Regions from separate parts of the Mus musculus genome. Here region 1 is linked to region 2. Evidence: chromatin contacts called from ENCODE Hi-C or POLR2A ChIA-PET data. All regions are on one chromosome and are shown on one strand. Each heading gives the region's core, a stretch centred on a gene start or an enhancer-like site at or near the end of the contact. The rest is flanking DNA. Distances are from core to core; before and after follow the strand shown. Region 1 holds the start of Dmrt2 (doublesex and mab-3 related transcription factor 2). Region 2 holds the start of Dmrt3 (doublesex and mab-3 related transcription factor 3).

What was found. Hi-C counts contacts between places; a loop is a spot of excess contacts on that map. ChIA-PET counts read pairs that join two places held with the same protein, here RNA polymerase II (POLR2A).
Region 1: a map of left cerebral cortex shows a loop between it and region 2 (6-fold over the local background). The contact joins the promoter of Dmrt2 here to the promoter of Dmrt3 in region 2. A Hi-C loop is called at or near these places in 11 of 37 maps with a recorded cell type or tissue (ES-E14, T-helper 1 cell, heart and 1 more). POLR2A ChIA-PET finds 5 or more read pairs at or near these places in 2 of 5 experiments (both embryonic stem cell).

The regions. Positions count from the first base shown.
Region 1 is chr19:25,671,124-25,673,823 of GRCm38, reverse strand. Dmrt2 (doublesex and mab-3 related transcription factor 2) reads right to left here and starts at 1,413. Exons shown (of 4, transcript NM_145831.3): 1 at 1,066-1,413; 2 at 1-408. The coding sequence starts at 372. It overlaps 2610016A17Rik (RIKEN cDNA 2610016A17 gene), which reads left to right and starts at 1,585. Exons shown (of 2, transcript NR_045347.1): 1 at 1,585-1,746; 2 at 2,379-2,690.
Region 2 is chr19:25,609,101-25,611,800 of GRCm38, reverse strand. It overlaps Dmrt3 (doublesex and mab-3 related transcription factor 3), which reads right to left and starts at 1,264. Exons shown (of 2, transcript NM_177360.3): 1 at 534-1,264. The coding sequence starts at 1,002.

The sequences.
Region 1 (2,700 bases), core at 164-2,663, 62 kb before region 2:
TGCGCACTTGGGTGTGCGGCTCAGTTTGCGCGGCTCTGCGCCGCCACCGGCGGTGGCACCGCGCTCAGGGGCGGCGGCGGCGGCTGGCAGCGCCTGAGCAGCAGGCGGTGGCCTGGGTGCCAGTCCCCCGGGCTGCTCTGGCCGGCCTGGCACCTCCGAGGACACGCCGGGCTCCTCGCCGTCACCCTCGTCCTCCACATCTTCATCCTCCTCTTCTTCGTCCTCGTCCTCCTCCCCATCGGCCGCCGCCGGACTGGGTTCCTGCGGCGGCGTGGCCCGCAGTGGAGTCCCACAGCTATCTTCCTCCAGGTCTAGGCTTTCCACGTCGATCTCCCAGTCCCCGACTCCCGGGACTGCCTGCCCTTCCGTCATGACACTAGACTGTCGTTCGGCTCGGTTGCCCGCGCGCTAGGGAGACAGAAAAAGGCCTAAAGACCCGTCGCAATTAGGGACCCTCTCTGAGACTCGGCCCAGAATTTCTGCAAGGCCAGCTTTCCCCCTTGAATTACTCAGTTTTCTTCTACAGGCCACACCCGAGATCCACAGTTCAACGAAGCTTGTATTTTACTAATTCTAAGTGGTCTGTGCACCTGACCTTTAACCTGAGTCCTGTCTGCCTTTCCAGACAAGTCACCCACTGACCTTACTAACTGGCCAGTTTAAGCCACTTGTCAGGCTTTTCCACAGCCAGTTAACATGGCCATGATAAATATAAAAATGTCGAAGGTACAACTATCTTTCCTTTTATTACAAGGGACCTTGAAACCTCGTTTTCCAAATGTCTCTCATTGACCTACACCACCACAAAGACTCTAGAGAGGTCTTCTCGTCCCTCCGGTTCCCCTAAACCGATGCTCTATATAGGACACACACAGGGAGTGGGGGACACAGCCATGAAGCTGAAGAAGCTGGTCTGGTATCAGTAGTGCTTGAGCCGCACAAGGTTGAGGGAACTTGATTTTCATCTTTAAGGCAAGACAACCAGAAACAGAAAGAAGCCGTAGTGAAGAGTCACGCCCCGTGCCCTCCCTGGCTCCCGAGCAGCGGCGACAACACAGCACTCACCAAGAACCAGGCTCAGGCTAGCAACCCAGTTAAAAGAGAGCCAGCTTCAGGATCTGTCCCCCGGAGCTGCAGGCAGTGGGAGCAAACAGAATTGGGTCTGAGAGCAGGAGGCGGGAGCCCACTGGATGGCGACCGGGGGACAGAGGCCGGAGGCGAGTCAAGGCCTCAGCAACCTCACCCCGTACATTCCAAATTCTGCAAAGTTCTGTTCGGTCCTCTGCACCCTGGATCGCCTCACTTCACTTCCCACTTCTGGTCCAAAGAGGACGGAAAAGGTCCGGCCCGGACCCAGGACTCCGCCTCAGGCGCACCCTGCTTGCTTTCGGCGCAGAGACACTCACTGCAGTCGGGGACCTGAGCTCCCCTTCCTAGTATTATCCACCACCCACCCCCACCCCGAGCTCTGCGTCCTCTGATTGGTTGGTTTTCAGGCGGTGTGCACGCCGATTGGCCGGAGCACTAGGGCTGAGCGCCCTCCTCCTCAGCCCAGTGGAAGCTTCCCTTTAGCGCTACTGCGCCGCCGGAGTCCACCCGCCAGCCTTCGCTGCAGCCGGGTCCCTGATCCAGAAGCTAAACCTAAAAATGTGGGCAGTGGTTGCGGCGGAGCAGTCGCCTTTTATCTCGCCGACTAGAGAACAAGCTGATTCTCGTACTCTTATACATCGCGTTGTTCTCGAGAAGGTAACTAAGGGGTAGAGATCAGAAAGGTTAGCGTTGATTTCTATCGATGATATCATAATCTCCGGTGTTTAACCATCGACCGGCAGTTGGGCCGAGAGAAGAGGCCACTCTAAAGTGGGCACTCTGGCATCCTTCTCTCCGCACGAACAAGTCCATGTTTATCTTGCTGGTCAGCGCCCAGATGTCTTACAAATATCTGTAGTTTGTGGATAACTCCGAGGTGCAAAGCAGTTCCTTACTTCCATAGAGCTTGCGAGGCAGGTGGCAGCAACGACTACAGCCCATCTACGGTTTCCTGTTATCAGTGGATAGCACAGTCCATTCTGGGAGCAAATAGAAATAAACCACGCCATTAGCAATTTTAGATACAAAAAAATATTCAATCTAAGCAAGCATTTATACAAAAACTTTTAAAACGTAGCAGCCTTTTAGCATGTGTGAATGAGTGATTATCAAGAAAACTAACTTTCTTCTCTCTCTCTCTCTCTCTTTCTCTCTCTCTCAAAATACCCTTCACAAAAATGTTTGAAACAAAGTCAAATTTCCCACGAATAATAGAGAAGTCCTTTAAGCAACGCGACAGTCTATTACCTTAAGCTAAATTTAAAAATCCCATCGATGCTTCTTTAAAGGGTTCTCCTTAAGATCCAGCCCTCCGCAGGAAGAGCGGGTTAGAAAACACATCAGAAAACAGGTTGTCGATTTCCTGGGCACGCGCTACAGTGGCGATGGATATCTGTTGATGGGAGAAAATTTCGGAGCTGATTCTTTTCCTCTAATCCGAACCTGTCAGAAAATTCCAAGTCAACCAAGCTCGCCTAAGTGAGAACAAAGACCAGCTGCCTGCCTGCCTGCCTCCCTGCCGGAAGCGCAGGTATTCTCAGGCCCTTGTGAGGTTGAACGCTTCCTAATATCCAGTTAATGTATAAAGATGACTTTCTATATGTTCCTGTA
Region 2 (2,700 bases), core at 15-2,514:
CCTCTTAGCCTGGCTAAAAAAAACAAAACGACTCCTAGTTCCTTTAAGTAAGAGACAAAACGCCTGTTCCGGACCAAGCCAAGAATCACCTAGAAACAGCAAAGCACTGGGCCCTGACTGCTAGCCAGCACCTACTTACCCCCTCGCTCCAAGTGAGAGCCCCCACCCGTCTAAAACCCGCAGCCCGGATAACCCTCCTCATTGTGGTGTGTTTAAAGTCGGTCTTCCCCAAGACATCATTTTATTTTTAAAATTGACCTGCTATGTTCCCTTTCAACCCGGGGAAAGCCTCTGACGATAGGGACACAGCCAGGCGATCTGGTTGGCCCCTCTGGCGGGCTCCTGGGTTCCATCGGCTTCAGACTCTCGAGACCCCCTTTCCGGGAGAGTAAGAACCGGTGCCTGGTGGGGGTGGGGCAGGTCCAACCAGGTCCACTTCCCACAAACTTGTCTTCGGCCTTCCCCCACGATCCCGAAGAGCCCTCGAAGCTCCCTCATTCGGAGCGCGACCCCAGCGCCGCAGACGCTCTCACCTGGTTTAGCAAGCTGCGCTGGCAGCGTCCCGGGCTGGGGCTCCGCGACCCAGCGCAGCGCGGCGGCCGCGGCCAACTCCGCGGTGGGACGAGGCGGCGCGGGCGGCTGGGACGCTTGGGAGGCTGGCGACGACTGCGAGGCGGTAGCGGCGGTGGCCGCAGCGTCCCCCGGCGGCGGGGGCCCTGGCAGAGCCCGCAGCGAGTCCGGGATGAGGCTCTCCAGGCTCTCGTTGGCCTGCTGCCTGCGCAGCGCCACCTGCGCCGCCATCACCCGCTGCCGCTCGATGATCAGGATGCACTTCTCGCAGGTGCAGTCCTTGAAGCGACAGTAGCGCTTGTGGCCCTTGAGCCAGGACAGCACCCCGTGGTTCCGGCAGCGCGCGCACTTGGGCGTGCGCTGCAAGGGCGCCCGCGGCGGCTGCGACACCGGGCCGCCCATGTACAGGTAGGGGGAGCCGTAGCCGTTCATGCCCAGGGCTCCCCCCGGCCGGCGGCGGGAGCTGGAGCACAGAGCTCGGAGGCCCGCTCTCGGGAGGCCCCGGAAGGTCCGCGGCGGCCGGAGCTACGGCAGCAGTCTCCCCGGCTCCGATGGCGCTCGCAGCCCGCCGGTACCCACGCGTGCCGCCTCTCTGCCCGCCGCTCTCGGGGCGCAGGCTCCACCCGCAGGTCCTCCCACGCTGAGGCTCTCCAGCAGCTGCAAGGAGCCGGGGAGAGCTCTGATTACGGTCTGAGCCACTTCCTTCCCTGGTCCCTTCCTCGCAGACTGGACCCAGCACCTCCTCCGCCACCCTCCCCCCCCAGTCCCTCCTCCCTCCCGCCGCCACCCCCCCCCCAATCGGGGTCCCAGCCTCCTTGCGCTCCCCACGCGCTTTCCTCCTCCCTGGCAGGCACCCCTCGGGTTCCTGCACCTCACCTTCCCCGCCACCTGCAGCCTGGCCTCTCAGGCGGGGGCGCTCACAGCCCCCTCTGCCAAGCGCTCTGTTACCCCTTCCTGAGCCGGGAGGGACTGCGCCGCTGCGGTACCGCGGGAGCGCTGGGCGGACCGGGTGTGGGGCGGGGGACGATGGGGAGGGGGGTGGGTGTTTGTAAGCCAGCCGGCAGGCCTCTCCCCTACCCTCTCACGTCGCTCCAGCACTGGCCTCGAAGCACTGAGCCCTAGACCGCTTTCCTTCCCACCCTTGGCCTCAGCCATTCGGAGCTTGCGAGGGAATTGAGGGTACTCCGCAGGTCGGCCCCGGGAGAACCGGGTTTCAAGAACCGGAAAGTCTCCACCTGGCAAGAGGAATCAAAAGAGGGGTAGTAGTGATTCGGGAATTCTTCGCTTGGTTTTGCAATCTAGTTTCTTTTTCATTGCTACAGAAGAAAAATGAGTATTTTTTTTTTTAATCTGTCAGGCTTCAGGAAGACAACTCGTTTTATAGGGTAACTTCAATTTTCTACTTAACCTCCTCTTGTCTTTAAAATAAACAATCTCTGCCTTGAATGACCTCTCTGCCTTGGACTGCCAAGTGCTCTCTTGGATGTTTTTCTTAAGCACTGTTTAAACTTTCCGAGGGTGTAGGGAGAAGACACATTAGTGGCCCCAAAGTTACCTGGTATTTTGTTCACGCAAAGGCCACTGAATCAGCCAAGGTCCGGAATTGCCCAGTTCAAATCCCCACAGACGCTGTGTTTTACTTAAGAATAAGGAATAGACCCTACTCGTAACAATCTTTGCGTGACGATGAAGAGTCTCCTGTATAACCTTAGACTGCATAAGCCTTTTTTTTTTACAGCATAAATTTCGTTTATACTCTTTGCTTGTTTTCAGTATTGGTTTGTCCAATGTCGAGTATTACTACGTACGTGTAGAGAAGGCTGCCTTTTTTCACTCAACCAAGAAAACAACCGAACAAAAATCAAGGCATAAAGTAGGCTCAGGACCGCTTTAACAACTCAGTGGGAAGGAGCCAACGGAAGTCCCGGACGGTCTTTTAGCGGCCCCTGGGAACGTGCGCTCCGCTTCTTACTGTGTGGGTGAAAGTTAACGTAAACGGGTCTGCTGCGGTACCTGACTCCTGAACTGCACAGAGACCATAGTCTCTTTCTGGAGGTCGCTTTCCAGTGCCCAGCCCTACCGCCAGCCAAGGAAGAGAGCATCGCTGGCAATCTTGAGTTTGCTGTGAAT